4 separate regions of the Mus musculus genome follow, and regions 2, 3 and 4 are each linked to region 1. The links are chromatin loops, found by intact Hi-C in ENCODE. Cell type or tissue: heart. All regions are shown on one strand. Region 1 holds the start of Ran (RAN, member RAS oncogene family). Region 2 overlaps Rabgef1 (RAB guanine nucleotide exchange factor (GEF) 1). Region 3 overlaps Slc15a4 (solute carrier family 15, member 4). Region 4 holds the start of Sbds (SBDS ribosome maturation factor).

Evidence for each region. Peaks named below come from ENCODE experiments on the same cell type or tissue, not always from the same donor. Only the 100,000 strongest peaks of a DNase experiment are listed, where the experiment ranks them.
Region 2: a loop joins it to region 1, with 5 times the contacts of the local background. A loop is called at or near these places in 4 of 42 quality-filtered maps.
Region 3: it touches region 1 in a loop (8-fold over the local background); 13 of 42 quality-filtered maps call a loop at or near these places.
Region 4: it touches region 1 in a loop (6-fold over the local background); 7 of 42 quality-filtered maps call a loop at or near these places.

The regions. Positions count from the first base shown.
Region 1 is chr5:129,016,833-129,024,832 of GRCm38, forward strand. It overlaps Ran (RAN, member RAS oncogene family), which reads left to right and starts at 3,324. Exons shown (of 7, transcript NM_009391.3): 1 at 3,324-3,446; 2 at 3,696-3,742; 3 at 3,852-3,936; 4 at 4,034-4,159; 5 at 5,171-5,358; 6 at 5,543-5,713; 7 at 5,942-7,489. The coding sequence starts at 3,707. The coding sequence ends at 5,986. In heart, a CTCF peak has its summit at 3,684; DNase peaks (open chromatin) are centred at 2,319, 3,269 and 4,039; H3K4me3 peaks cover 3,226 bases; H3K27ac peaks cover 3,447 bases.
Region 2 is chr5:130,175,499-130,183,498 of GRCm38, forward strand. The region is part of intron 1 of Rabgef1 (RAB guanine nucleotide exchange factor (GEF) 1); the gene reads left to right. Among named protein-coding and RNA genes, the nearest start is that of Rabgef1, 7.7 kb to the left of the region's middle. In heart, a CTCF peak has its summit at 4,942 (motif pointing left); no DNase peak of the experiment used is centred here.
Region 3 is chr5:127,607,193-127,615,192 of GRCm38, forward strand. It overlaps Slc15a4 (solute carrier family 15, member 4), which reads right to left. Exons shown (of 8, transcript NM_133895.1): 2 at 1,580-1,869. Among named protein-coding and RNA genes, the nearest start is that of Slc15a4, 6.2 kb to the right of the region's middle. In heart, no CTCF peak of the experiment used is centred here; DNase peaks (open chromatin) are centred at 509, 2,199, 3,769 and 4,149.
Region 4 is chr5:130,251,266-130,259,265 of GRCm38, forward strand. It overlaps Sbds (SBDS ribosome maturation factor), which reads right to left and starts at 4,265. Exons shown (of 5, transcript NM_023248.2): 1 at 3,945-4,265; 2 at 2,674-2,803. The coding sequence starts at 4,072. Tyw1 (tRNA-yW synthesizing protein 1 homolog (S. cerevisiae)) reads left to right here and starts at 5,772. Exons shown (of 16, transcript NM_001015876.2): 1 at 5,772-5,928; 2 at 7,668-7,789. The coding sequence starts at 5,925. In heart, CTCF peaks have their summits at 3,238 and 4,740 (motif pointing right); DNase peaks (open chromatin) are centred at 3,226, 4,276 and 5,626; H3K4me3 peaks cover 3,838 bases; H3K27ac peaks cover 2,430 bases.

The sequences.
Region 1 (8,000 bases):
CTGCTTAGATTCAAAGACACAAGGGGACCTGAGGACCAAAGCAACAGGGAACTCTGGGATGGGTCCCAGACATGGTGTTGATGTCACAAATGGGATTAAGTTCTAAAGATTAGGAAACAAAATAAAAAATGTTAAACTCAAGGTATTGGTCAGGATTCCAAAGTTGTGTAGCCAAATGACCTTAGTTTTAAAAAATACATTTGGGACTGTAGAGGTGACTCGGTCGTTAAGAGTACTACCTGCTCTTCCAGAGGACCTGGGTTCAATTCCCAGCACCTACAAGACAGCTCACAACTATTCTGTAATTCCAGTTCCATGGGATCCAACACCATCATACAGACATTCAGGCAAAACTACTAGTACATAGGAAATAAAAATAAATCATTTAGAAAAAAAGAAATACACACAAACATTGTGTACCCTACACCCTCAAACATTACAGAGGAAGTATCATACATAAACAACAGGTCTTGATTCTTAAAAAATTTTCTTAAATTGATTTCTTAAAATACACAGGTATGTATTTGTATTTATTTATTTGTGTGTGTGTGTAGCATTGTATTAGGACCTTTGGGTGGCTTAGGGGGTAAAACTGCCATGCCTGACTCCCTGAGTTCAATCCTCAGGACCCATATGATGGAAGGAGAGAACTGATCTCAGTGTTGTCCTCTGACCTATTCACGCAGTGCAAATAAACAGATGCTTAAAACAATGCACTAGTCAGGGTTCTCTAGAGGAACAGAACCAATAAAATGTGTGTGTGTGTGTGTGTGTGTGTGTGTGTGTGTGTGTGTGTGTGTTTTCAAATGGACTACAGAATATGGGTTAGGTGGCCCAACAATGGTTACCTAAATGTTGGAGAGCCTGAGGAACCAGGAACTGTTCGGTCCATAAGGCTGAATGCCTTAGGAATCCCAATGGTCCATGGTGGAAGCTGAAGATGTTGAGTTTGATGCCAGCTGAGTACAACAGCTGCAGCAATGAGAGAGACATACTCAGCAGCAGGAAGGAAGGGGAAGCAGGGTTGCTTTCTCCTAGGACCTCTCTATCTGGACCACTTAGGGAAGATGTTGCCTACCCTGGAGGAGAGTCCTCCTACCTCATTTAATGGCCTCCTGGAAATGCCCTGATGACCTATAGAGAGGCATGTCCCTTAGTTAATTCTACCTTCAATCAAGTTGACCACAGATATTAACCAACCAGATATACATGTATACCTTAAGAGGAAGAAAGTGGACAATAAGACATATGAAAGAGCAGGCGTGTTAGCAACTCCTCTTGCCCCTGTGACCAAAAATACTGGAAAGAATCAAGTGTGGAGAAAGGACTTACCTTGGTTCATGGCGGATACAGTTTATCATAGTAGGATGGTATGGCTTCGGTCTCATTCCATGGTGGTGGGAGCTCACACTACAGGATATACTCTTTAAGGCTGACACCCCACCCCCCACCCCCCAGTCACTCACTAGGTCACAAGTCTAAAACAGCATGGTTGGTGGGGGATGAAATATCCAACACAGGAGAGATCTCAAATTCAAATTATACTAAAGATTTGGGGTTTTAGAAGAAAATACAATTAGCTATTTTTCTCATCGCTAGACAAAAATACTTGATAAAAAGCAACTTTTGGCTAGTTTCTTTTTGGCTCACAATTCCAATGGTACAATTTATTACATCTGCAGAAGATGGAAGGCATAATGGTGAGAGTGTGAGGTGGCTGGTTACATTGTATCCACAGTCAGGAAGCAGAGAGACCGATGCTGGTCTCCATTTTGTTCAGTCTAGGGTACTGCCCAGGTTCAGTTAAACCTCTCTGTGAGTACAAGAGACACACCCTTCACAACCCTAAATCCAGTAGACTAACCATCACAAGCTACAATCCCTTCCGCAACAGCAACTTTCCCCCCAAGGCTGTACAAATAGCCTGTCTATAGCTGTCTCCCGACCAACACCCACACCCCCAGTACTCATACATGTTAAGTTTTAAAGTTCAGGCTAAGAATAGGTTTGCAGTTCACGTTGGATGGCAAAGAAAATGCTGTAAACCAGGCAGCAGTGGGCAGTCCAGACAGTGCTTGCAGGGAGAGCTGCGCCTATGCCCGCTTGAGTGTATTCTCTTGTTTCCCTCGGCTTCTTAGGATGAGGTTCTTTGTAAGTTCTAAGCGTGGGCCAGTTAGTAACACAAACCAGGCCACCAGATGATGCGGTTCGGCAGGCTGGTTGCCAGGACAAGTAAGTTCATGATAAGTTTTCTCGGGGAGAGGGTCACTGGTGATGTCACCACCCAGCACCAGGTGCTACATTGTATCAACAATCTACCAAACTGGAACTAGGCGGGTTGACCGTTTTTCTCCTAAACTCTGTTTGATCTCCACCTCCTGTTATATCCTCTATTGAATACAGCTCACAGCATAGCCCCTTGTAGCCGACTTGTTACATATACTCCAAAATATAGTAACTTTGTATTTATATAAATATGTAACTGACGTTCCATTAAACATACTATGTTAACGTTATGTTATAGTTTTTGTGCACACTTTCCCACCTGTCTTCTACCTAAGTTGCCCAGGCTAGCCTTGGAACCCTAAGGCCTGTGCTGGCTCCTTTTAGATTGCATAGTACAAAGTAACAGCAGGGCCCCCAAGCTCTGGTCATCAGAGATACATTTTCCATTTCCCCAGCAGCATCTGTATTTGCTGGTCAATTGCTGCTCAGGAGGGAGCCAGGGTAGGGTATCTTCTGCGAGACAGATTACTCAGACCACGCAACAGAGGAAGGGCCCTGGGATGCTGAACGCCTGGACTAACTGCATCCGGTCCCATCCTCCCAGGAAGGCCAGGCCGTGTCCATGCCGGGCACGCATGGCTGACGCAAGCCGGGCCTCGGGCGCGCGCACCCTCATTCATTCCCTCCATTCATTCTGCAGACGGCGGCCGCGCACACTTAGCGATCGCCCGCCCGCGAGATCCCCGGTGCCTGTGGACACAGGACTTGGGGACGAAGGTCGGGCGGTGCCCGCTGAGCGGCAGCGAGCGACCGAGAAGCAGCACCCGCCTTTCCCGCCCACGAGGCCCCTGGCTAGGCCGCCGCCCGCGTAACGCGCGGCCTCCCGCAGCCAGCGCATGCGCGTGGCAGCCCGCGCTCAGCGCCGGCTCCCGCGGGCCCTTCACGGTCCGCGTGCGTGCGCGTCCCCGCTCGGCCGGCCCACGTGACCCGCCGCCCCTCTCCCGCCCTGGGCGCTCCGAGGGCCCCCGGCCGAGTCGGACGGCTCCAGCGGACGTGCGCGTGCACGCGCGCCGCGTGGTTGGGCGCGGCGCCGTTGCTCCGCCCTCTCCCGGCTCCTCCCCCCCTCCGCGCGCCGGCGTCCGCTGCGTCTCCGGCATTTGAATCGCGCTTCCGCCATCTTTCCAGCTCCAGTCGGACAGGCGCGGAGACTCTTCTGGAAGGTAGCGTCGAGGCCGGGAGGGTGCGGGCGCGGGCGCGGGCGGTGACCGGAGGGTTTGGGTGTCCTTCGGGTGGGCGCGGGGCGGCGCTGGCGACGAGGCGAGGCGAGGCGGACGGGCAGCGCCCTGGGCTTTTTCAGCCCGCTTCCCTTCCCCCCACCGTCTCACGCCGCGTCCCCGCCTTCCCGCGCGCTCTTCCCGGCCGCGGCCTTTGTGGGGCGCACGTGCCGCAGCCGCTCTCTCTCCCCGCAGGATCCGCCGCGATGGCCGCCCAGGGAGAGCCGCAGGTCCAGTTCAAGGTGCGTGTGCGGCCGCACGGGGGCCCTCGGAGGGCGAGCGAGCGGGGAGGTCGGGAGGGGACGGCATGGCGGGGACCGCTCACGCCGCCGCCTCGTCTCTTGAATCTAGCTCGTCCTGGTGGGCGACGGCGGCACCGGGAAGACAACCTTCGTGAAGCGCCACTTGACGGGCGAGTTTGAGAAGAAGTATGTAGGTAGGTGCGGCCGGGGGTGCTTCACGGCAGCGAGGCCTCCGGGGGAAGGCGGCGGGCAGTGCACGGCTGACCCCTTCTGCCGCCCTGTTCCCCGCAGCCACCCTGGGCGTGGAGGTGCACCCGCTCGTCTTCCATACCAACAGAGGACCCATCAAGTTCAACGTGTGGGACACGGCCGGCCAGGAGAAGTTCGGGGGCCTGCGCGATGGCTACTACATCCAAGGTGAGGGGGGCCTTGCGGAAGTGGGCCCAGGCCCTCGGACATGTGCTTGGGGTATGAGCCGGAGAGCCAGCCGTTGCCGGGTGACTAAGGAGAGGGGACAGAAATCTCTTGGAGGGAGGCGACCTGGTTGGAGTGGATAGGAGATTTTTTTTTTCTTTTATAAGAATCGTCCGTGGTGTCGTTTGATCATATGCTGTGTCATGCTAGGCATTGATTTGGGGCAAACTGTGTGGCTTCAGAACTTAGTAGGAGACTAAGCTATTGGGAAAGCTCCCGGGTCACTTTTTGGTTTTCGAAACTTGAATTAAGGGCTACACGCAGTAGCTTACCCGTGATTATTCCCATCATTAAAATAAGTAGTGAGCATTTGCCCCAAGATACTAAACCTCTAGCCCCTCCTGGAGCCAGGCCCTCTCTCACACGTGAAACCTGCCGCCTCATGGAAACTGTACTTTTACTTTTCTCCTTGAAAGTAATCGAAAAAGCTTAGTGGGGAAAGAGTCTGTTGGTGTTTAAAGACGAATGAATATCCTTGTGATCTTACTAGCATGATGAGAAAATTCGTTCTTTGGCTTCTTCGCATGTAAAGGCAAAGGGGTGTTTATAACCGGGGTTAACTTTTTAACCAAAAAAATGGGGATGCTCACGTGCTTCCTCTTAAACTGTATCCTCACCATCCCTGCAGGGTAGGTTATAGAAACCTGGGCTCAGATTTTAGAAGACTGGTGTTTGAACTTTGATGAACTTTGATGGGCCAGCAGTTGGTAGTTAGTGATTAGGTGCCTTGAGGAGAAGAAGGTAGTTGATAGAGTGAATTGGTCTTGACTTTTGGAGTTTTCATTTGAAGAGGAATTGGAGTCAGTGTGCCATGTTTTACCATCTAACTTTTTAGTGGGGGACAGGGAGGACTTTTGAATGGAGTGGGTTGATGGGTGATCCAGAGTCAGGCCCAAGATGATGACTGAGTCCTGCAGTAGACTAAGACACTCTACTGTCTCCAATGTTTTTCAGCCCAGTGTGCCATTATAATGTTTGATGTAACCTCAAGAGTTACTTACAAGAATGTACCTAACTGGCATAGAGATCTGGTACGAGTGTGTGAAAACATCCCCATTGTATTGTGTGGCAACAAAGTGGATATTAAAGACAGGAAAGTGAAGGCAAAATCTATTGTCTTCCACCGGAAGAAGAATCTTCAGGTACGTTCTAATTTCTCGGTTCATTCTTAGAGAAGATTGTATATAAGGTACCCGTATATGTTCTATATTAAAAATTGGTCAGAGGGTTTTAATGTGGATTATAAAATGTCTTTGTTTAGAATGTCCTGGAATGGAGATTATTAATAGAATCATTAAGCATACATTCCTTTTTCTTTTAAAACAGTACTATGACATTTCTGCCAAAAGTAACTACAACTTTGAAAAGCCTTTCCTCTGGCTTGCCAGAAAGCTCATTGGAGATCCTAACTTGGAGTTTGTTGCCATGCCTGCTCTTGCCCCACCTGAGGTGGTCATGGACCCAGCTTTGGCAGCACAGTACGAGCATGATTTAGAGGTATTTGTTCTTTTTTTACAGTGTTTTGTTTTCGTGTGTGTGTGTGCACTTTGCCTAGTTTCTGCAGAGGTTGGCATTGGATCTGCCCAGACATGTGGGGTGCTAGGAATCAAGCTCCGGTCATTAGAAGAGCTGGCTGTGCGCACTTAACCAGTCCTGGTGGTGCTCGGCCTGACTTGGTAATGGTAGTTCTGATCTGCACTGTTTTGTTTTTGTTTGTTGCTCCAGGTTGCTCAGACGACTGCTCTCCCAGATGAGGATGATGACCTGTGAGAAAGTGAAGCTGGAGCCCTGCGTCAGAAGTCTAGTTTTATAGGCAACTGTCCTGTGATGTCAGCGGTGCAGCGCGTGTGCCACCTTATTTAGCTAAGCAGATCGTGTACTTCATTGGGATGCTGAAGGAGATGAATGGGCTTCGAGTGAATGTGGCAGTTAAACATACCTTCATTTTTTGGACTTGCATATTTAGCTGTTTGGAACAGAGTTGTTTCCTTTCTGAATTTCAAAGATAAGACTGCTGCAGTCCCATCGCAATATCCAGTGGGGAAATCTTGTTTGTTACTGTCATTCCCATTCTTTTCGTTTAGAATCAGAATAAAGTTGTATTTCAAATAATCTAAACAAGTGAATCATCCCTTGCTTATTAAAGCCACTAACACGAGGGAGCTTGTGCCATATTATAGTTTAAAATGCTTCTGCTATTACCTGAGGTCTATTCAGTTATGTTCTCCTTGTGCCTACCTTCATAAACATTTAGATTGTCTGTGACTCAGCTAGGATGATATCTGCCCTACCTGCATTTAGCCAGGTAGTTTAACCTAAGAGAAGACCTTGTGTAAAACTAAAGATTTAAGTATGTACGCATCAGATGTTTAAGGATTGCAGTTGACAATTTCTGTAACCTAGGCCTTCAGAAGTTAGAACTGCAGTTGACGGACGGAAGCTTGAGGGTTTTCTGAGATGGACTACATTTCTTCATTTCCATGTCTAATGTTGGTTCTCTAAGATGTCCTCTGCTTTCAAATATTGGCTCCTATATTGAGTGGTAGTCTCAGGAGGTAGAGGCAGGAGGATCTCTTGAGTTTGCCCCCAACCTTAGTCTACAGAGCAAGTTCCAGGACTGAGAGACCTGTCTCAAAAAATTCATGGTAGGCTGTTACAGTATTACAGCAGCTGATCTTTTTTTTCTCCCACGGGGTTTATATAGGTTGTGCAGGAGAGGAAATGCTAGGGCTACTGCCACTGAGGAGTAGGGTGGGCTTCTCTGATGTGATAGTGTTAGTTGAGACTTAGGTGTGTGATCCCGGCACAACTGTGTTGCTCAGATGTATTTACAGCAAGCCATTCCGTGTGCTCTGCTGGTCCAGTCTACCAAAGTTCCTAGAAGGGTGGATACCTTCACATAGTTGTTGGTGTTTGTTTTGTTTTGTTTTTTTCTCCCCAAAGAAGGTAGATGACTTAAATACAGTGGGGAAGGTGGAAGGAACTCATACTGTGCATTCTAGCTTCAGCAGACTGATTGCAAGACTCAAATTTGATGTATGTGCTATGCTATGATCAGGTGAAGACCCTCTCCCCTGACTGGGATGAAACCTCATTTAGATGTCTTGAATTAATACATTGTGTGTAAACCTGGTATAGAATGTAGAACCTTTATGACTTTCTGATTTTTGTAACAGTTAAATGTGGGAGCTGCTTACGTGTGTTTAACCAGAGTGCAGAGATTTACATTATTTATTGGAAGAACTTAAATATATATCATTTCTGCTTTGCCTCAGTTTTCTGAGTCATCTCTAGTATTTGCTGTAGGAGTTGTGAATAACATTTTTTTTTTAAGATTTGAAGTTTGATCTGCCAAATAGCGAGTTCTCTCCAGTTTTTACAAGTAGGGGAAATCTCCCCCCTCCCTTAAAAAAGCATCCTTGAATAGATGGCTCCTTACTAATCATTTATTACCCAGCAGTTATGGCTGATTGAAGCAGTGTCACCAACAGAGAAGCTGGGGTCTGGCATTTGAGAAACAGCTTTATTCTGTGGGCTTTGGATTTAAAAAAATTTTTTTTATGTATAGGATACACTAGCTGTCTTCAGACACACCAGAAGAGGGCATCTGATCCTATTACAGATGGTTATGAGCCACCATGTGGTTGCTGGGAATTGAACTCTAGAAGAGCAGTCAGTGCACTTATCAGTTGAGCTATCTCTAGCCCCCATTTTTTTGTTTTTAATCAGTTTATAACCTGATTGAAACCCTCACTTCCTCTCACGTCAGAGAAGGTGAAGGCCC
Region 2 (8,000 bases), 1.2 Mb after region 1:
CGGAGGAGGCTGTCAGATCCCCTGGTGTGGTGCTGGGAATTAGACTTGGGTCTTCTAAGAGAGCAGTCCGTGCTCTTAACCCCTGAGTTGTCTCTCCGGTCCCATGCCTGTTTTCAGAGATTTCTGTTTTTAATGAAGCTCTTTCCACAGGGGTGGGAAGTCTAACTTTGCTTGTATAAGAGAAGTTTTCCTTGTTTTTGGTGACATACTTTACAGGCTTACAATCATCAGAACAGCCAATTATGGTGATTATGATCAGTTAATTAGATGTAACAGAAGTCATAAATCATGATGAGAGGGATAACCCTTGTGCATCTCCAGTAGGAATCAGAGAATGTACACACACTGAGCTGGGGTTCCTGGGCTGGCTACTGGGGGTATGTGGGGCACATGCTCTGCAAATCCTGTACCACTGATCTGCCCAACCTGCCCCAAGTCATAAGCCTTTTATTCCCAAATGATAGGGAGGAGATTGTTAAAGGGTCTGAAACAAGAATGTAGCCAGAGCCTTGAGTGAGGGCTCTAAGCATGGTGTGAGCCTTTGCCAGGCGCAGGACAGCTAAGATGGAACTGACTGAAATCTCTGTTGGTTTTTGTTTTTGTTATTATTATTATTTTTTTTGAAACAATGTCTCTATGTAGCTCTGGCTGTCCTGGAACTCACTATGTAGACCTGGCTTGTGCCACTACACCCCGTCCTGAGTAAAATCTGTGGACCGCTTTTCAAGTGAGTCTGCTGAGTTGTCATTCAACAAAGTCATTGTAACCGAATTTGGGGTATTTTAAGATTAAATGTGGGGACTAAAAATTAAAAATGGGGTGAGGGCTGGCGAGATTGCTCAGTGGTTAAGAGCACTTGCTAATCTTGGAGAGGGCTTGGGTTTGCGTGCAAGCACCCATACGGCAGCTCACAGCAACCTGTAACTCCAGTTCTAGAGAATTCAGATCTCTGGGCCTTGGTAAGCACCAGGCACACTCGTGGTACACATGCACGCATGCAGGCAAACACTCATACATATAAAAACAGATCTCTAAAAGTCATTTTTGTCATCAGTTTGTATGTGTGTGAGCATGCTCAGGACATGTGTGGAGGTCAGAGGACAAACCGTGGTGGTTGGTTTTCTCCTTCCACCATATGAGTTGAGTTCTTGGTGATCAAACTCAAATTGTTAGTGAGCAGGCATGTTTATTCAGTGGTCATCTCCCCAACCCTGAAAGAAAAATGAGGGTTATTTTTTTAGAATAAGCTGTGGGCCAGGACACTTGGGAGGCAGAGGCAGGCGGATTTCTGAGTTCAAAGCCAGCCTGGTCTACAGAGTGAGTTCCAGGACTACACAGAGAAACTCTTTCTCAAAAAAACAAAAAACAAAAAACCCAAAAAACAAACTGATTTTTTTTTAAGTTTTACATGAACTCTAAACTTTTTTTTTTTTTTTTTTTTTTTTTTTTGGTTTTTCGAGACAGGGTTTCTCTGTGTAGCCCTGGCTGACTGGAACTCACTTTGTAGACCAGGCTGGCCTTGAACTCAGAAATCCGCCTGCCTCTGCCTCCCAAGTGCTGGGATTAAAGGTGCCGGCAACTCTAAACATTTTTAAGAGTGTAATACTAGATGCATAATCCTTTATCGGCTTATGATTTTTATACCTCTCCTGCTACTGCTGCTCATCAGAAGTAGGAAATCGAGAGTTTTCAGATACCTGCTCATGTGGTATTTATTAGCATCTGTACTTGGGAATCTTAGCATGGAGGTAGCTCTGATAAAAGTACTTATTTGTATTAACCTATAGTTAGTAACCTGAAAGGTACTAAGGAGTGATTCTTTATATGGAAACTGTGCTGATCTTGTGTATTTTTATTCTTTTTGTTAGTTTGAGGTAGGTCTTCACTCTGTAGGTCAGTGTGGCCTTGAACTCACTCTGTAGACCAGGCTGACCTCTGTGATCCGTCTGCCTCTGCCTCACTGCGATTAAAGGGGTGTGCACTTGACCTTTTTTTAATTTTTATTTTTTGTAATTTCTATTTCTATTTCTTTCTTTTTTAAGTGTAGTGTAAAATAATGCCTTCCATGTGACTTTTTCATATATGTCTTATTGTACTTTGCTCATAATTTGGGGAATTTTTATATAGACTATATTTATAATTTTCCCTTGCTTTCAAGTTAAAAAATATATAATGACAGTATTTTATTTTTTGTAGTTCCTCTATAATAGCATATAGAATTTTCTAATTTTAGGTATACTGTTTACTAAAGCAGTTTCTTTTTCTATGGATGGCACTTTGGAGCACATTTAAAAGATGCTTTTAAAGATTGAGCTCAAAATGTTTATTAGTGGATGAAACTCCATTTGTGTTACACTATAATTTTACCAAGTAGAGCATACCTCTTGTACCACATCTTGTTCCAGAAAGGATTCTTAATGGCTTGTAAGGGCTTGCCCACCCTGCTCTGCTGCTGGTAACACACAGGGAGATGAGTGGCTGAGCGACTCAGAGTAAATGGAGAGTGAACTGGAGGATTAAGGGCCAGCTGTGTACCAAGTGCTTGGCTGACGTCTGAAGTGTCCGGGCCAGAGCTACAGAGGTGGCTTTGCTTGTTAGTAGCCAGTGGAGAAAGGAGTATAATGGTTTCGTGGCCTTGAAAGGTAATCAGAAACTCCTCAGCCCAGTCCTTCAGTTTCCACATGCCTTTTGGAAGGGTTGTGTGCTCTGTTGTGTGTCAGCTGAACTACTCCTGGTCTCATGATCCAAGAGTTTCCATCTTACAGTTCAATCAAGGGTCTGTTTTAGATGGCTAAGATAAGCTTGTACAGTCTCTTAATACCCTCAAGTATTTTTTCGGCTTATACTTTGATCTCGTGCTGTCTGGAAAATGCCTTGAATAGATGTATTTTATGGTGTCGGACAGTCAGAACCATGTGCATTATCGTGCGCGTGTGTGTGTGTGTGTGTGTGTGTGTGTGTGTGTGTGTGTGTGTGTGTGTGTGTGTTTTGGATGGATGGACAAGGTTGACATCCCAGCAGGAGATAGGCTGAAAGGATAGCAAACGAGTGAGAATTCCTTTCTAGATGCAGGTTTTGAGATAGAAGCAGGCTTTGAGATTCCAGCGTCAGCACAGAGCATTAGCTTGAAAAGTGTACACAGAGGATTTATGTTTAAGGTGGGAACAGGTCCACTCATCTCAGGCTAGGAAGTCTTAGGAAGTCGCTGTGTCCTCCACACTGGAAGGTTACTTTTTCAGGAACACTAGTTAAGATTTCCACAGTGCCAGCATGGTTGGTGTAGCCAGGAGCCGGTTCTTGCTTATCCTTAGTAAGCAGTAGGCGGGACCACCCTTGTCTAGATACAGTTGTGTGATGTTGTAACTTCTTCATTGCATTTCCATCACACTTTTACGTTTTTAAAATGTGCCCTGAAGAATGAGTTGGACCAGTGGCCAAAGCTTTGACTGCAATAGGGTAACCCAAATGAGAATTATAAAGACAGGAAGAATTGAAGGCAAGAGGTGGACTAGAATTCACCACAGGTCTGGTGTGCAGTGCTCTCAGTATTGTCATCGTGTGCACCGGCCCCTGACCTCCAGCCTCAGCAGTGCATTAAGAGAAGAAAGGAAAAAACCAAAGTTCTTTATAGGAAATAGACCGAGATGATATGCTTGCCTTCTGTGTAGCAAATTATGTTTCAGTCAGTGAAAATTTGTTAGCTGCTGTACTTGGAACCTAGTGTGGCAAGTGTGTGGAGTCTGCAGAGGGTTTCAGGTACTGTCCAGCCATGGATGGCTCACTTTTAATACTATTGGTGAGATTTGGATGGTAACATGCTTTCAAGCCCACATGCTAACCCGATCTTCTAGAATACTTTATTATGTTATTACTTGCCCTACAAACTAGAATGTGTTATGATAGAGACAATGTGAAGTAGCCTATTTAGCCATATATTATATGTTTTGTGGTCCTGGGGGGTCAAACGCAGTACTTAGTACTTTTTAGGCAAGTGCTATACCTCTGCACTACACTCCCAGCCCCACCCCCACGTTTATTCCATTTTCTTTCTAATTTCTTTTTTAAAAATTGTATTGTATGTGAATGGGTGTGTTTGCCTGTATGTATGTGCATGCAAGGCTGGAAGATACTGGATCCTCTGGAGTTGGAGTTACAGGCAGTTTTTAGGTGGGACTATCCCTGTCTAGATACCATGTGAGTGCTGGGAACAGAACCCAGCTAGGTCCTCTGCAAGATCAGCAAGTGCTCTTAACCTCTAAGTCATCTCTTCAGCTCCCTGTAATTATTCTTGTAAAAACATTATTTTTACATGTCTGAGTGTGCTTGTGAGTTCTAGAAGATGAACTGAAATCATCAGGCCTGTCCTGCAAATGCCCTCACCTGCTGAGACATCTCCCTAGCCTAATAACTTCTTATTCATTCTTTGCTTTTCTGACAAAGGTTTTGCTAGTTAATTCAATATGCCCTTGAACTTGCAATCTTCCTCTTTAGCCTTCCAAGTGTTTGGCTTATAGGCTTGTGTGACTGGCTTGCTTTCCCCTCCCCTCTCCTCCCCTCCCCTCCCCTCCCCTCCCCTCCCCTCCCCTCCCCTCCCCTCCCCTCTCCTCTCCTCCCCTTGCATTTATGATGGTGCTTTAAACCTTGATATCTCACAGTTTCTAGCTTTTCAGTTCTTAGCAAGAGGTTGTCACAGGCTTCTGTCACACTCAGAAAAGGGCATCCCAGGCTGGAGAGATGGCCCAGCTCTATGAGCACTGGCTGATCTTGAGGACTTGGGTTCAATTCCCAGCATCCACATGGTGGTTTACAAGTACCTGTAACTCTAGCTCCAGAAAGCCTGTCTTTTTCTAGCTTCTGTGATGCATAGGCATTACTCCTATTGAAAAAATAAAAATAATTGAAAAAGAAAAGGGCATCCCCTGCTGGTCAGGAGAGAAGAGTCGCTTCACAACTGGCAGTGCTTTCCAGGGTGGTTCCCATTAGCATCGCCCAGGGCTTGGATAAGCTCAGACTCTCAGACGCTGTGACACGGAAGTGTATGAGAAAGGTGAAATGGCTGGAGCAGAACTGAGCCAGATAGCACTGGAGACAGCCCTCCTGTGGGGAGATGCTTTATGCAGTGTGACGTGCTGCTGCTCAGGTGGAGCCACATCTGCTGCTCTGGTACTTAGTAATGGTCCATTTGAGTGCTGACTGCTTCTCTGGAAGAGTCTTGAGAGTGGACGACAGTTGGCTAGCACGTGTGGGTTATTTGGAGCATGCTCAGATTAGAGCCCTAACTTTGCTCGAGGGAGGAGGATCTGGCTGGGCCCAGCAGAGGATGGTGCTTGGAAGGCCTGAAGAAAGCTGCTCCGATAGCTCAGTTCACTCCCGGATTGTGTCCTGTGGGTCTGATTATCTTTTGGGATTACTTGCACAGGGTAGTGTTTACATACTTTGTTTTGTAACAGTTAACACGGAAACTCTGATGTCAATTGTCTGCACGGTATACTGCTTTTAGAAGGAATGTGTATCATGAGGGAAGTTGGTAAAACCGGTATACAGATCTGAAATGCCATGTCTTTGTGTGATGGTGCCCTCATAACATAAAAGAAGGCTACAAAATCATTCAAGCCAGGTAGTGGTAGTGGTGCATGTCTTTAATCCCAGCTCTTGAGAGGCAGAGGCGGGCGAATTTTTGAGTTCAAGGCCAGCCTGGTCCACAGAGTGAGTTCCAAGACAGCCAGGGCTACACAAAAAACAAAACCAAAATCAAAAACAACTCAAAAAGCGGGGCGTGGTGGCGCATGCCTTTAATCCGAACACTCAGGAGGCAGAGGCAGGCGGATTTCTGAGTTCGAGGCCAGCCTGGTCTACAAAGTGAGTTCTAGGACAGCCAGGGCTACATCGAGAAACCCTGTCTCGAAAAAAGCCAAAAAAAAAAAAAAAAAAAAAAAAACCCAAAACAAAAAACCAAGCAAACAGGATAATTAAAAAAGAGGACCTGGGAATCAAAGGGAAATTTTAGAGATATAGACACAGGAGCAGAAAATATCAGTGGTTACATTAGTAAAAATTGTTAATCAGGTGCTAAAGAACTGGCTCAGTAGTTAAGAGCATGTACTGCTGTTACAGAGAACATCTACCACCCATGTTGGGAACATACAAGTACCTGTAGCTCCAGCTCCCTGGGACCCGACAGCCTTTCCTGGCCTCCTTGAACACTCACACTCACCTGTGCACAGGACACCCCCCCCCCCACACACACACATCACATAGCTAAAAATAAAATGTAAAGACAAATAGCAGTAACAGTGGCTAACTGTTGATTGACAAAAGCTAAAAAGTTTTCTAACACTGCCGAGGCTGTGGGAAGTGAGTTCCCTTATCCCATGAGTGGCAAGCATCGCCTTTTCAAAATGTCAAGTGCACATGTTAGGCTTTCCCCTTGTGTTTCCAGGAGGCTGCTCCAGTTTACAAAGAACCTGCCCATGTCCTTGTCCTGCACAGCTGCCAGCCAATCTCAGGCTTTTTGTTAATATTATCTCTCTGTATACTAAAATACCTCATTGTCACATGTAAATGTTAGTTTCCACTCTTCTTTTTGCCTACCTATTTTTGTCACAGGTGAGGCCATTTTAAAACTAGATGGACATTTAAATTTGTGTATTCAAATTTCACTTCCTTCTTGATTTTCCCCTAGCTTCTAGGTATAGAAGTTTTGTGAATTCTGTCACCCTTCTGTCTCTCTTGAAAGTGTTTAAGTTGTACCAGGTGTGGTGTGGACATCTGTCATCCCATCATGTGGGAGACTGAGTTAGGACTGTAGGCCAGCTTGAGTTACATAGTGTGACAAATTGAAAACTGTCCTCTTATTAAAAAAGAAAAGCTGGCTGTGGTGGTGTACACATTGGTCCCAGCAGAGGCAGGGTGTCCCTGAGTTCATGAATTATGTGTCTATGTGTTTGTCTATGCACGAGTGCAGGCGCCCGGAGTGGAGTGGAAAGCATCAGATCCCCTGCAACTGGGGTCAGGTGGTTATGAGCGTCTGTGTGGGTGCTGGGAATCAAATCCAGGATCTCTGCAGGAGCAGCCACTGAGTCACCTCTCCGTCCTCTTAACTGGTTTTTCCAGTTATTTTGAGAGATGTCAGATCGCTGACTGGTTATTTACAACTGTTTACTTAAAACATTCCTTTCTCCTCCTTCCCTTAATATTATGTGTTATGGTATATTAGAATTCATTTGGGGGTTTTGTATTTTTTCTCTTTTTGGATTTTTTTCGAGACAGGGTTTCTCTGTGTAGCCCTGGCTGTCCTGGAACTCACTCTGTAGACCAGGCTGGCCTGGAACTCAGTAATCCGCCTGCCTCTGTCTCCCAAGTGCTGGAATTAAAGGCGTGCACCACCACTACCAGGCCGGTTTTGTATTTTTTTAGTGATTTGTCTAAGTTTAGACTGTTTAACTAGTATGCAGGAAAAAATTCAGAAAATGAATTTAGAAAGTTAAACACTGTGCTATTTATTGTTGCTGAATCATTTTCCTGAGTTCCAAAAAGTCTTGAGAATTCTGTTATCTGTAGTAAATGTACAGAGTTTGGAACCTATGTTATTTTACTAATGCTTTATGTGTATTTTATTCAGTGATACTGTATGTATTACTAAGTACAGCCTTACCATTAAAGCTTTCTTTATTTCTATTTTTTGTCTTTTGTAGTTAAGGCTGATCTTGCACATGGAACCTTCCTGCCTCAGCTTCCCAAGTTCTAGTAATATAGGTGTATCTATGATCATTGCTTTTTATATCAGTGTTTTTACATTGGCCACATAATTTTCCAATTAAAATATTTTCTAGATGTTTTTACATATTGATAGTACTGTGAGGTATTTTATACATCTTATTATCAAAGTAGTTGTTAGAGTTCCATAGATTTCATGTACACATACAGGGCTTGTTTCTTAAACATGGGTTGTTGGTGTAAGCAGGATGGTGGTGGTGCATCTCAGAGCGTGGGAGGCAGAG
Region 3 (8,000 bases), 1.4 Mb before region 1:
GGGGGGGGGCACTTCGGGGCTCTTCAATCCTGCTCCAGGCATCCCCAGTAGAGGCACAGTGACAGGCCTCATCAGGTACTAGGCTGCTGAGGGCCCTGCACACCTCACTGTTCTGAGGTCTCACAATAATCCTGAGAGCAGTCCAGCTCTCCTAGGCAAACATCAAAGTCAGACACTCTAATATTAGTCTCTAAACAGCCAGGGCCCACAGCAAGTTAATTGCTTAGTTTTGTCCCAGAGCCTTCCAGAGCTGAAGCTCAGAGGAAGGCAGGCTGTTCAGGCTCACTATTTCTGTGCCATGTGTGCACCAAAACCCCACAGGCTCTGGAGAAATGCTGGCCCCTAGCTGAAAGGCTCCCATCAGGGATATCTGCTAAAGGCTGTCCTGTCCTGTCCCCACAGCAATCAATTTAGATTAGAAACAAGTAAGGTCCACAATAAAGCTTCTGTCTGACAAAGTAAAGTCCTGGCAAAAAACCCAGGGTGTGCTGGAACTGGGTGGTGTCCAGCTTTGCAAGTTCCTCAAGTGTTAGTTCCCTTCTAGACTGGGTCTGAAAGCTGACAGAGCACACAGCCTTCCCAGCAGGTCCACGAAGGGGAGTTGGGACAGTCAGATTTCACCCAAGGGACTCATGTGCCATCAGCAGAGCCACAGGAGTCACAGTGTGTAGCTTCAGATCTGCCACAAATGGCTCCCAGTACGCCAATGTCAGGCACAGACAAGCACATGAGGAGGTGTGCACACTGCCATGCAGAATACTTTTGCAAGCAGGGCCATCCCATGGGAAGCCCCATGGACAAGGAATCTACCTCTCTCAGTAACTACTGAGAGTCCTTAGGTTCGGCAAATCACAGGGAGGGAGCTGACCACCAAGGTCCCTGGACCTTGGTTTTCTATTCCTTGACTGCTCTGGTGGCTACAATTCTACAATCTCTCTTACATCACAACTACAGTCAAGCAGCCTGCAAAAAACATAGAAGCATCTAAGTCCTTCGGAGGATGACTTCTGGACTTCATTCACTTATGTTGGGCACCATGGATCACCATCAGTAGAAAAGGGGGCAGAGCTCAGAAAATGGCTATTTCTGAAAGTTCCACGCTTGGGACCTTCAGCACTAAGGCTGTGCAAGCCCCATTTAAGTAAGGGTAAATGGGTTGCCAAGAGCATCTCAAGCTATGTGTCCCTCTAATACAAAGTAGATGGCGTGGCCCTGGACTAGGGAAACTGTTTTGACCAATGTGGGAGACAACAGCTTCCTTTTGAGACAAGAAGCTACAACATACATAAGAGCCTAAGTTCTCATTAACATACTTCCGTGTCTAAAGCACGCAATGTCTCCATGATATCTTCTGCAGACCCTACCTTCAAAATCTGCTACCCAGCAGCAAGGCACCCTCACCCATGCTGGAAGTGAAGGAGTTGGGCAGAGTATTGAACTCAGGGCTCTGCTATCCTAATGGAGGGGTTTATACCACACACTTCCTGAATGAAGCCGGCTAGAAGACCAGACACAAACCACACAGCCCAGCCCTCAGCTGGGACTTTCTCTGCGGGGAGCAAGGAGTTGTGTCACTCACCCACTTCTCCGCTGCCCTCCTCTCTGGGAGCAGCAACTGTAGGTCAGAATTCTGAACATGTCAGTGAAGGCACTGCCGTCAGGAGGCTTGGTGATGAAGACACTCTGGCCACAGAGGAAGACCAGGAAAGCAATGGCCACACAGACTGTGGGAATCAGGTAGCCTGTGAAAAAGCTCACATTCTGCTGAATATAGGCAATACCTCCTAATGACAGGATTGCTCCCAAATTAATGCTCCAGTAAAACCAATTGAAAAATCTCCGAGTGGCTTCTGGACCTCGATCTTTAACCTAAAGTAAGAGAGAAGAGAAATGCATAAGAAAATGTGATCTTCTACACCTTCCGTTTACTCTTTAAACATGACAAGCTGTAGTGTTTTCATATGTAATGACCTCCCAACCACCCACAGCAGCTATATGCCGTTACCATACCTACCTAGCACCTGATCATCTACAAATTGAAAGCAGATACACAGGATCTCAAGAAGGACAGTGTCAAAGTGCTGTTTACAGATTCAGCGAGTCTCCTGACAAAAGCCATCTCACACTCAATCCCTCCAGCAGCTAGATGCCTCTCCAAATGCCAGCAAGTCCTAGTGCTCAAAGTCAGCTGACCACCATGAAGCCACCGGGAATGGTCCCTGAAACAGGGTCCAGAACCCACAGCTGCCCAGTCCAGGCCCACAGCGGAGGGAGCATACGTAGTACACTGAGCTCAGAGCTCACTAAACTTAACACAAGTGCTATGAGAGCCTGCTTGGCAGGCTCTTGCCCCATGCATAGTAAGGCTTGCTCGGAGGCAAGGCACCACTCCTGCATGGGGCCCAAGTACCAGTTTTTGATAAGCTTACAACTAAGCTGTAAGCACAGTAAGAGAAGCATGAGCTAGCTTTAGATTAGAAAGGTTATCCAGTGGGGCGCACCTATTATCCCAGCATTTAAGAGACAAAAGCAGGGGAATCATGAGCTGAATCCTGGCTGAGCTGCAGAGGATCTCATCAGCACATTGAAGCAATGCTTACAATTAGTCCCAAGTTGACTCTCCCCCAAGCCCCCATGCAAGCCTTCTGCGATCCCAACCTCGCTTCTTCCTGTACTGTTTCTATCTACCATGAACACTATAAGAATGGGCCCAGTCCAACTCAGCATGATTCTGGACAGTTTCATTTCACAAATTTTCTTGAGCAAACCCACAGCCAAAGACGGATCCTGAGCACACAGACACATACTTCACCAGCCTCATGTTGGAGGGTTACAATCACAGCAAATTGAAAAATCCAAGTTGTTGGTTTGTTCTTTTCTTTTTCAGGGTTAGGGATTGAACACAGGTCCTTGCAATGTTAAGACAACTCCTTTACCACTAAACTCCATTTCCAGCCCCCCAAATGACCAACAAACCACAAGCATTTTGTTGCCCTACACGTCAGTTCTGAACAAAGACTCCACTCTAAAGGTGGACATCACTTCAGAACAGTTTATATTTAGTTTCTTACAGCTGGGGCACAATGTCTTTAATGTTACCCAATGGTGGACATCAATGTCCATGACCAGTGGAGACAGGCCAAAAGAAAGAAAAAACATGAGCAAGAAATAGAGAAAATAAAACTCAATGTACACACACATATACTTTATTATTTATACACTTCATACATTGTATGTATAAACACCATATACACATAGATATGTCACTGTTTTAACAACCCTGAGAGAAAAGAGGCCACTTTACACAAGAAGCAAAACAAAAGCACACCTCTTTGAACATGGGATCAGTTGCCTAGGTTGGTCTCAAACTCCTGGGCTTGTATGATCCCCTGCTTCAACCTGTGAAGCAGCTACAACTACAGATGTGCACCACAATGTCCAGCACGTTACAGGAAACATTACAGATACTAACTGAAATGTCCCAGACCCTTCCCATTACACATAGCAGGACCATACACATCTTCCCACATTCATAGGAACAGCTTATCCCCAAAACAGTAAGAGAATACTTATTCAGTTGACCTGACATACAGACTTTTAAAGTCTTTATGTCCCTTTGTGAACTTGGTGGTCAACTGACTTCACTGTCCAAGGGTTACCAGCCACAGCTGCTTCATAAACAGAGGCCTACTCCCAGGGCTTCAGTAGCCACAGGCCAGCAAACTGGGCTGTCACATGCCTCTCTCTGCCCTTGGCAAAAAGCCACAGCTTCCCCATGTACCAGTCCCATGACATCACCACATGCCTGCCAAGACTGATCAAACTCTTCATATGCCCTGGCCAACGCCCTCCAAAAGTACCAAAGCCAAAGGGAGAGGAGAGGCCAGCAGGGCAAAAGGGATATGTGTTTAAACAGGGGAAAGCTATCAGATACCTAGGAACACAACCTCTCTCCACTGGGACAAACACCATCCTGAAGTCCTGACCAATGTTCAACATAATCCTAGCACTCAGAATCTCTGCTGAAGCAAAGAATGCCTGCCGGCTACAGAGAAGTCAGACCGTAAACTAAACCAAACGAGAGTGGCAGCACTGTCTGCACGGTAGCTTCTTCCTCTTTCAGCTATTTTTAATTCTGTTTTTTAGTGCTTGTTGGTTTAAGGTCTTGAGTAACCCAAGCGGGGCTCCAACTTCCTATGTAGCTGAGGCTGGCTTCAAACTCTGGATTCCCTGCCCCACCTTCCAAGCACTGGAATATAGACAAGCACCTAGCACTTAGCTTACTTTTTTGAATAATCAGCAATCAAGAATGACAATGACCTTTGGCAATTTGTAAGCACTGTGAAAAATTAAGGGCAGATGAATTCTGCCTTAAACCAAACCACATTTGAGAGTGACTTTATAACGTCTACAGGCACTGTGAACTGACCTGGTATTCCTGTTCACCCACAGTCAGGCCCACCTCCCATATAAGAAAGCCACTCTGGAGCTAAATCCAGAGTCAAGAGGCAGCACCAGCCAGAAAAGCGCTTTAAAGATAGCAGCACACTGCTCTTACAGGGAAAGACCAGCAAGAACTGACCCTATGCAGAAAACATAGCCAAAGCACCTTCCAGTCATTTTGGCTTCTCCTGCAAAGCAGCAGACATGTTAAGAACAAGGAGGCCTTGAAATCTCCCTCAAGGTGCAGTCTTGAGGCAGCAGAGAGCAAGTGCCTCCAAAGGATCCCAGCTACTTACTAAAGATATCATTTACACACCACAAACTGAACCTAAGTGTGGCCAACCATCTCTTGTATATTCAGAGTTGTGAAGCCGCCACTGCCCTGCCCTGCAGGCCCTGTGTCAGCTCACTGGATGTGTGAGCATCCTTCACATCCTGTGGTGCTCTCAGCACCCACAAGAACCTAACTCTAGTGCTGTGGGTGAACAGCATTTTTACAGGTGAATGAACAGAGTGCACTAAGGTTCATCACCAGAGGGACTGCACCCTACTTTCTATTTAAATATTTCAAAGCTACAGAAAAGCTGAAAAAAAATAGGATGTACCCTTCTTTTTAGCTTTTTCCTCCTATTAAAAATATAATATTCTAGGCCAACATGATAAAATGGCTCACCAGGTAAAGGCAACCTTGACAAGCTTGAAAACCCAAACTCCATCCCCAGAATCTGAATGATGGGAGAGAACTCACTCTTGCAGGTTGTTCTAACCTCAACATGTACACCATAGCCATGAACACACACTCGCACACACACTCGCGCGCACACACACACATACACAAAATGTATAAAAGAGGCAGAGGCAGGTCAATCTCTGTGAGTTCCAGGCCAGCCAGGGCTACACAGATAGACACTGTCTCAAAAACAAAACAAACAAATGTGTGAATGAGAGGGAATTTATGCGCACACACCCCCCAACACGCTTACACATTCTGTGACTGAGAATCTCCTAAAAATACCACCACTTTTCTATGCAGTCACAAAGGCACCACCACACCTAAGAACACCACCCCCACATCTGATGTGCAGGCCATAGTACAAACAGCCCAAACAATCAAAGCAAGCCCTTTAAGAGAGACAAATGGGTGGGGTACATACACCCAAACTTCCAGCATTCCAGAAGCAAAAGCAGAAGGATCACAATGAGTTTGATGCCAGCTTGGTTACAGAGCAAGAACAGAACTCAAAAACCAAACCAAACCAAACCAAAAAAAAAAAAAACAAAAACAAAAACAAACCACTGGAGGCCTGGCATGGTGGCACACACTTCTCAAAGCAGCAGTCAGAGGTCAGAGGTCAGAGGTTATTGCGGGTTTGAAGAAGCATCTGAGATACTTAGTGAGTTTGAAGACAGCATGGGCGACACAGAAAAACACCCAGTCAAAATAAATAAATAAATAGCCGAGGATGGTGGGAGGACAGGACTTGGGCAGAGGCAGGAGTATCAGGAGTTCAAAGTCATCTTCAACTAGTGAATCAGAGGCCAGCCTGAGCTACACTGAGACTCTGTCTCAAAAATATAACAAAACTCATAAACAGAAAACAAAATCACGACAGAGCCAGTCACTGACCACACCCAAAGTGGCTGTCAAGTTTCTCGAGGGTCTCTTCCCAGGATTGTAAGTGTGGAGACACTGGAGACAATAGCACTCACACTGTGCAAGAGCACCTACTCTTACCTACAGTGAAGTGTGCACACTGCACCCACTCAGTGACCCTCACGGGAGCCATCCAGTGGGTCTGTTAAGAGTGCGAATCACTGATCTAGTATCTATTGGAGAGCACTGACTCTAAGACACACTGTCCTATCTGTTCCCTGAGCAGCTGGGCTCTGACAGTCACGCGGTGCACACAACTAAAGCTTCTCCAACTGTATGTGTGTAAAACCTGGCAACAGTGACAGGTTTCTGAGTGCACAAGGATCAAAACTTAACTCAGAATCAAATGTGCAGTGGACCCAAGATGTTCCTGGCAGTCCTGACCCTGTACAAGTACCACCTGCAACTTTACACTTCACACAGTGACATGCTTCATGACACCAACAAATGCTGCCTGGCACACCCTGGCTTCATTTGAGGCCAACATGCTATGAGCTGAGAGAATGTTTTTCTGTTCTTATAGAAGCATAATGGCTTAATTTCAAAGAACCATTAGGCTATTTCCCTACCACCCATCACACTTCAGCTTTCAAAGATGGAGTTACTGTCTTTGGACTGTTATCAAGTTTTATAAACATGCATCTCATTACTACACAAACTGGATTTCATCTTTAATAAATGGTAAAAGGACTGTTTTAAAATAAATCTGACTTGGTTGACATCAGTTAATATTTATTTATTTTTATCTCAGAGTCACTTAGTTCTCAGATGAAAAGGGGCTGTGAGTGGAAAGTCTAAAGAACCCAGTGTACGGGGGGGCTGGAGAGATGGCTCAGCGGTTAAGAGCACTGACAGCTCTTCCAAAGATCCCGAGTTCAAATCCCAGCAACCATATGGTGGCTCACAACCGTTAGTAACGAGATCTGACGCCCTCTTCTGGTGTGTCTGAGGACAGCTACAGTGTTCTTAGATATAATAAATCTTTAGGCTGGAGCGAGCAGAGATCCTGAATTCAAATTTCCAACAACCACATGATGGCTCACAAGAACCCAGTGCACATCAGAAAGCTCAAACCGCTCAAGGTAGGGATGTACAGTCACAGGTACAACTTATGTACTACTATGACCCAGGGTGTAGCTTACTTTTCCTTTATTGTGAGAGATGCCATGACCAAGGCCACTTAGAGAAGGGTGGGTTTATTTTGGGCTCACAGTTCAAGTTCATCATGGCAAGACAGACTGCTGACTAGAGCAGCAGTTACAATTTAAGATAAAATGCCTACCCATACTTCCTCCAGTCACCAACTAGGGACCAAGTATCCAACCAAAGATATGAGGCTTATGAGGGCCACTTCATGCAAACCACCACACCTAGGCTTAAATGACAGAGGTAATATATACTAGTGGAACAGAGGCCAAGGCCAGGAGTCTGGTCTTGAAAGTTTGATGAACACCTCTGAGAACTCCAGAACTCTCAAGTAGCAACACTTCTTTTGTTTACATTTTACTTGTATGACCCACAGTCTTGCTCTGTAGCCCAGAATATGTGATGTGGCAACCTTCCTGCCTCAATCTCTTAAATACTGAGATCACTACTACTTCTGACACCGTTGAGATTGTGTCCTCTCCGAAATGGCCAGCCTTACAGACACCATATAACACTGGCCAGTCAGTCCTACATTTGTGGTGCTACTCTGAGATGACTTCGCTCTGCTGACTTCAATTTCAGCTTCTCAAGGATCAGTTTTGTACCAAGACCCAGGGCTCACCTTCCCTGTTACACACAAATAACCCTCTAGCACTTCCTATAGCCAGCCTCCCAATCTGAGTGCAACCTTCAGTCCAAGGCACTGCCTCCACTCTAGGCCACACTTCTCTCCTCAGACCAGCGGTAGTCTGAGCCG
Region 4 (8,000 bases), 1.2 Mb after region 1:
AGATATTGACATTATGATTCCTAACAAGAACACAATTACAGTTGTGAAGTAGCAGCAACGTAATTTTATGGTTGGGGGTGGATCACCACAACATGACGGACCGTGTTAAAGGGCGGCAACAATAGGAAGGTTGGTGATAGTGTGCACCTTGCATGCTAAAGGCCCTGTGTCCAATCCTCAGAACCCCCACCACAGAATCCTCGCCTCCCCGCAGAAAAAACCCACAGGCCGCTGTGGTGGCATGCAATTCTAATCCCAGGTATTGGGAGGCAGAGCCTAGAAGATCTCTAAGGTTGAGGCTGGCCTGGTCTACATAGCAAATTCCAGACTAACCAGAGCTATGTAGTCAGATCTTACTTTAAAGAAAAAAAAAAGAAAGAAAAAGAAAAAAATGTCTGGGGTTGAGGGTGGGAAGCACAATCAGGTTATTTTCTAAAGTTTGATTTAAAAAAAAATGCAGAAGAAGGACATAGTGTCACCCTTTGTCTCCAAAAAACAAAAGAACGAACAAACAAAAACAAATATAGGAGTTTGTCGTATTCCAGCATGGCTATCATACTCTCTGGTAAGATGGAGAACCAGAGCCAGTTGGTGATGGCCAGGCCTTTAAGCTTAGCACTCGGCAGAGGCAGGAAGATCACTTGAGTCTGAGACCAGCCTGGTCTACAGAGTGAGTTCTAGGAAAATCAGGGCCACACAAGAGAAACCCTGTCTTGAAAAACCATGATGGGGAACCAGGCAATCATGCAGCTCCTAAGGATGGGCTAAAAGATGGGTTCAATGTCAAGGCCTTAGAAAGGAAACTGCAGCCAGGCAGTGATGGCGCAAGCCTTTAATCCCAGCATTTGAGAGGCAGAGGCAGGCGGATTTCTGAGTTCGAGGCCAGCCTAGTCTATACAGAGAAACCCTGTCTCAAAAAACCAAAAAAGGGAAAAGAAAGGAAACTGCAAATTTCAATGCCCCAAGTTGGTGGAGTATTTAAGGTCCCACCAGCCTTAACCTAAAACTGGCAGAAATGCTCTGGGAACCATCGACAGTTACAGAAAAGCCACTGAAGGCTAAGAGACCCCTCAAACAGGACAACCAACTCTCACTCTGAAGAAGACGGTGGGGCAGACTGCTGAGGCAGAGCACTGCCCCTGCCTCTGAGCATGGCGATCCAGAGAAAGGTCTTTCCCATCAGTCCTCTACAGTGAGTTTCAATCCTCAGCATCCCGAACAAGGAGTGAGGACTCCTTGTACCTGCATCTCCTTTGCCTTTGAAGATGTCCTTCCCACCATGTGGATCTAAGTCACTGCAGTCTCCTCTCCACCTTGGATTTTCAATTGCCACCTGTTTTTTTTTTTTTTTTTTTTTTTAAATAATACAGGTATTTAAACTTCATCTCTCTTTATAGTTTATGTTTGTTTCAATAAAGATGGGAGTGCATAGAAAGTAGACTTATTAATATTGTGACTGGTATTTTTCGGACTTAAAGCAGCATTAAAAAAAGGTCCAAGGTTTGTATTAACGTGACCCTGGGGGGAATGGAGGGAAGGCAGTGTGGCAAAGGGAGCTTGCTGCTCTTCCTGAGGACCAGAGTTCAATTCCCCGCACCCAGACCACTGGGCCAACAAACACTTCTTACTCCGAGTCCAGGAGATCCAATTTTTGTTTTGTGGTTATTTTCTGGTCTCTCAGGCAACTTGCCCCAATTTGCACATGTGTATACACATTAAAAAAAAAAAATAAAAGGGGGCCGGGCGTGGGCGTGGTGGCGCATGCCTTTAATCTCAGCACTTGGGAGGCAGAGGCAAGTGGATTTCTGAGTTTGAGTCCAGCCTGGTCTACAGAGTGACTTTCAGGACAGCCAGGGCTACACAGAGAAACCCTTTCTCGAAAAAAAAAAAAAAAAAAAAAAAAAAAAAAAAGTTGGGCATGGTGGTATGCACCTTTAATTACAGAACTCAGAGGCAGGTGGATCGCTGTGAGTTCAAGGCCAGCTTGGTCTACACAGTGAGTTTTGGGCCAGCCCGAGCTACATAGTGATACACTATGTGTTGGCTCCCCTGCCCCCATATCTGTGTATTTTCCCACTTCATCTTGGGGTGTGTGTATGGGGGGAACTGAAACCAAAAAAACCCACGACACTGTTTTATGTAGGGAGTGAAGGCTTACATCCTAGATAGCCAAAGCAAAGATACTGCATACTTGGGTAAAAGTGGAGATTCCGAGGAGGGTGGGTGAGGGTGTTTGTGTGACCTGTAGTACTCATTTTAGTATTTGTAGGCTTAGCTTCCCAATTATTATTTCAGAAACATGACCATAGTAAGTTTCTTTTCTTTGTGATAGTATCTGGAGTAGTGGATTCCGGTCCTAATCACTGCATGCTATTATAATGGATGTGGGTGAGGTGGCATGTCCCTGGAGGAATCAGAAGTTCCATGCCAGCATGGCTATCCCCTGAGTTTGATGTCAGCTTGGGCTACAGAGTGAGATTCTGTCTCAAAAAAATAGCAACAGACAAATACCATACAGACCTCCCCAAATTGCCCAACAATATAAACTGGAGGTGGGAGGGACCCAACAAATGCTAAAACAACAAAAACTCATCAAGAAAAACAGTAAACACAGTGGTCCAGATGTTGCCTACCATCGTGAGATTTTGTTACATTGCACCTGGCAGGACCTACCTGCTTGCAGATTTCAGTCTGGTCGTCTGTCCCAAATGCACTGATGAGGTCTTCCTTCTTGGCAACCTGACCTTTGGAAACATTTACAAACACTGAATGGGTCTGCAGAACTTCATCAAGGTCTTTTTCCCTTGAAAGGGCAGGAGAGAAAGTCCTATGTGAATCCACTGGATAGTAGAAAATCCACTCACATTTAAACACAAGATAGCAACAAGAGAAATGGCAAGTGCTGCAAGCTGGGTGTGATGTGCACATCTGTAACTCACCATTTAGGAGGCAGAGGCAGGGAAATTGGGAGTTTGAGGCCAGTCTCAAAAAAAAAAAAAAAAAAAACCAAACAAAACAAAAAAAAACAAAACAAAAACCCTAAAGAAAAAAAAAAAGAGAAATCTCACACACACACACACCACACTCTCTCTCTGGTGGCTACCTGCGAAGGACAGTATCTGGATTCTCCCACTTCACCACAGAGGGAAAAACTACATCATTGTTTTATGTAAGGAAACTCAGGGTGTGGTGGGGAGTGGTGTTTCTTCTGTCCTGGAATATCTGTCCCTAGATGGCAGTAGCGAAGACACTACTACGCACTTTGGGAAACTGGGGATTCTGAGGTGTGACGTTTTAATTTCAGGATTTGTAGGTGTAAGATTAGCTTCCCGATTGTTATCCCTGGAAAATGACCATAATGTTTCTCTTCTTGGAGATAGCATTTGGAATGTTGGATTCCTGTCTTTTTTTGTTTTGGTTTGGTTTTTTTTCGAGACAGGGTTTCTCTTTGTAGTCCTGTCTGTCCTGGAACTCACTCGGTAGACCAGGCTGGCCCTGAACTCAGAAATCCGCCTGCCTCTGCCTCCCAAGTGCTGGGATTAAAGATGTGCGCCACCACCGCCCGGCCGGATTTAAACATTTAATCCAAGAGGCTACTGCAATTTCGGGTCCTCTTGACCGCAGCTTTGTTTTATTAGTACAGGGTCGGTCACGGTCTCTCTCACACACACATACACATACACACACACACACGTTCCAGGCTGGCCTGGAAATCGCAGCAATCCTCCTGCCTCAGTTTCCTGGGCGCTGGGATTACAGGCCTAAACCATCGGTCCCACCCGGCTCTGATGGCGTTTGTAGTTGGCAGTTTTTATGATACTAACAAAATCCCAAAGCAGAACCCAATCCGAATCGGGTAAACCAGGCCTGAAAGGTACCGATGGGTCGCAGGAGCCGGGGTTAGGGAGGCCAGGCCGCCGAACTCTGGGCACAGGATTACTCACACGCCACTCCGCCAGCCGACGACCTTGTTTTTATAGCAGGCGATTTCGAAGCGCTTCCCTCCCCGCTTCATCCGCACCACGGCCACATTGGTCAGTCGGATCTGGTTGGTGGGGGTGAAGATCGACATGGTGGCTGTTCACAGATCTCGAGCTCGAGGGGACGCCAAGTGCTCGGCTGAAACGACCCTGCGGCGCGCGAACCCTTAACGCCCAAGGAGTGCGCGGCTCTTCCGGAACCTACCAGGGAAGAAGCTACCGCACGCCCGATTGCCCTACTGCACATGCGTCAAGTGGCGCACTAGCCAGGCAGCCGATAAGAAAGCAACCACGCCTGCGCGCCGTGACTTTTTACGCCCTCTAGTTCCACCCTCAAAGGAAGGCGGGTCGTTCTGTGATGACGTCATTTACAGGCGCCAGTTACGCCTACCTATTATGGGTGAGTAATGTTTATTATCTGGGTGGAAACATGATATTTTGGTTGAATAGTTCTGCAGAGTTCAGAGGCTGCGCTCATTTTAAATTTAAAAAAAAATTTTTTTTGATTTATTTATTATATGTAAGTACACTGTAGCTGTCCTCAGATACTCCAGAAAAGGCATCAGATTTCGTTACGGATGGTTGTGAGCCACCATGTGGTTGTTGGGATTTGAACTCGGGACCTTAGGAAGAGCAGTCGGCGCTCTTAACCACTGAGCCATCTCGCCAGCCCTATTTTTTTTTTTTTAAGATTTACTTTTTAAAAGATTTATTTATTTATTTTATGTATATGAATACACGGTAGCTGTCTTCAAACGCACCAGAAGAGGGCATCAGATCCTATTACAGATGGTTGTGAGCTACCATGTGGTCCTGGGAATTGAACTCAGGACCTTTGGAAGAGCAGTCAGTGATATATATACACACATATATGTGTGTATATGTACACACATATATACACACACACATATATATATCTTTTTTTTTTTTTTTTTGAGACAGGGTTTCTCTGTGTAGCCCTGGCTGTTCTGGGACTCACTCTGTAGACCAGGCTGGCCTCGAACTCAGAAATCCGCCTGCCTCTGCCTCTCGAGTGCTGGGATTAAAATCGTGCGCCACCACGCCCGGCTATAACTTTTAAAAGAAGTAAATAAAAACTCTCTTGGCTTAGTCACCTATGCACATGGGAGTCAGAGGCAGGCTAATTGCGTTGTAAATTCGAAGCCATTTTGTTTTATATAGGCGAGTTACAGGCCATCCAGAGCTACACAGTGAGACTCTTTCTCCAAATAGTAGCTATCCTGAATCTCGTGATCATTTTGTTTCAGCCTCAAGAGCGCTGAAATACAGGTCTGTGTCATCAAGCTGAATTCCTTTTTTCCATTTATTGACTGATTGATTGAGGCAAGGTCTCTTTATAGCCCTGGCATACGTAGTCCTGGAGCTCACTACGCGGCGGAACAAGCTGTCCATTAACTAGGAACTCCCAGAGATCCGTCTGCCTGTGCCTCTGGAGTGCTAGGATTAATGGTCAGTCAGCAGCATGCCAGGTTGTCATTTATTTCTTGATAGTACTGCCCTCTGTCCTGCCCTTTCCCCTTCTGAGCCGAAGCGAGAAATAACAGTGGAGCAGGAAGCTCGCTTGCTTTTGCATCTCCCGCTCTGGACCGCGTTTCCCACAGGCCCGCCCCTTTCCACTCTGAGCCAATCCGAGAAGTACAGGAAGTGCTCTAGCATCTTTCCCAGGTTTAGAAGTGATGGCTTCTCTCTGGTCCCGCCTCTTTTCTATTTGAGCCTATCAGAGAGGAAGTTAGAGCTTCCGCTAGCTCCTTTTTTTTTTTTTTTTTTTCCTTCTGGGCCCGCCTCTGTCCCCTGCAGCCAACGCGGGCAGGTCTGCCGACTGCATGCATGGCTTCCCTGTCCCTGTAAACTCAATCCTCCTGTTCGCTGTCCCTCTCTCTTTGCGTTTGCCGGTTGACTTGCGTAGCTCGGGCCCCGCGGAGGATGGGTGAGTCTGGGCTGGCCAGGGTCTCGGGCGGGCAGAAGGCAACAGATTCCCCCTCCACCGAGGGCCTTAGGTTGCTACACTTGATGTGTTACTGTTTGTTTTTACTGTATCTTATTTTTTCTTCTTTCCTTTTATTTCTGTTTTCCTTTTAAAAGGGCCGTTTTATGTATCCCAAGTTAACTCAGAACTCACAGTGTAAGCTCAGGAAAATTTGGGACTCACTGTGTAGCCCCTGTGTGGATCTCAGCTTGTATAGCAACTAGTTCGGCATTCAGTGGATAGCCGAGGCTCACCTGGAACTCACTACCCAGGGGGATTAGGAAATTGCTCTGTAGTCTAAGCTGGCCTGGAACTCGGATGTAGCCCGGGTTAGTTTTAAAAAATAACGGGGGCTGGAGAGATGGCTCGGCGATTGAGAGCACTGTCTGCTCTTCCAGAGGTCCTGAGTTCAATTCCCAGCAACCACATTGTGGCTCACAGCCATCTGTATTGAGATCTGATGCCCTCTTCTGATGTGTCTGAAGACAGCTACAGTGTACTCATATACATTAAATAAATAATTAAAAAAAATTAACGGTGTTCCTCCCACCTCAGCCTAACTGAACGCACATATTAGCAGGAGGCTGTCGCTCCTGGGAGCTCTTAACTAGGTTTTTCCCTTTCTGAGCCTAAGGACCACGTTTCGATGGAAGTTGGTCTAACCTCAGGGGCGTCTGATGGTGGTAGCTCCTTATCCATGTTTTGGGACTTCTGGGTCTATTAAACAGCACCTGTAAACAATAAATTTCACCGGGCTGTGGTGGTGCACGCCTTTAATCCCAGCACTTGGGAGGCAGAGGCAGGCGGACTTCTGACAAGGCCAGCCTGGTCTACACAGAGAAACCCTGTCTCGAAAAACCAAACCAAACCAAACAAAACAAAACAAAACAAAAAAAAAAAACAAAACAAAACCAAAACCAAAAAAAAAAACCCAAAAAAACCAAAAACCAAACAAAAAACCAAAAACCAACAAAACAACAACAACAAAAAAACCCCAATAAATTTTAGATTTCAAGTCCTGTGAAAAAAATCTTCACCTTCTGTGTTTAAGGCTCTGGTTGAACACAAGTCAAGCTTGCGCTGGTGAAGTTGATTTGTGGTTAAAAACACTTGCTACTTTTCAGGAGGACTGGGCTTCACCTCTGGCCTCCAAGGTTCATCACGCCTCCATGTAACTGGAAGTAATACAAATAAACCCTTTTTAATGGTGGCACCTGCCTTTACTCCAAACACTTGGGAGGCAAAGGCAGGGGGCCAGCCTGGTCTTCCTAGAGAGTTCCAGGACAGCCATATCTATGTAGAGAGGCTCTTTGTCATAGAACAACAACAACAATAGCAACAACAAAAAAAGAGTCAGACACGGTGCCATTTGTACTCAGAGGCAAGAGGATTGTAAATTTGAGGGCGGGCCCGGTCTCCAAAATGAGACTTTGTGTCAACCAAAAAACTGACCCAGCCATCTACATTTCCTAGATCATGACATTGGCTTATAATCCCCCCCCCCCCCCCCCCCCCCCCCCCCCCCCCCCCGAGTCAGGGTTTTTCAGTATAGCCCTGGCTGTCCTGGAACTCACTCTGTAGATCAGGCTGGCCTCAAACTCAGAAATTCGCCTGCCTCTGCCTCATAATTCTTACAACATCAATGGGCATCTTTGTGTGTGGCCGCGTGTGTTGTTACATATGTGTGGTTTTAAACTCAGGTCCTCTGGATGTGTGGGACTTGTCGCCTTTGCTGTCACTGTGGATGAACAGGTTCTACATATATATGGGCTGTGCCCTGGGCCTTACCCTTTGCATCTGTGTCCAGATCATCAAGAAGCAGGTAATTGGGGGAGGTTTTCTCTCTCTTTCTACCTCTCCCCTTAAACACTTTTATTTTTAATTAGGGGGCCCATGTGTGGGTATGTGTACAGTGCCTGTGGAAGATGGAAGAGGGTGTTGGATCTTCTGGAGTAGGAGATACAGGTGGATGTAACTGGTATGGGTGTTGGGAACAGCTTAGTGTGTGCTCTCGACAGCTGAGTCATTTTCTC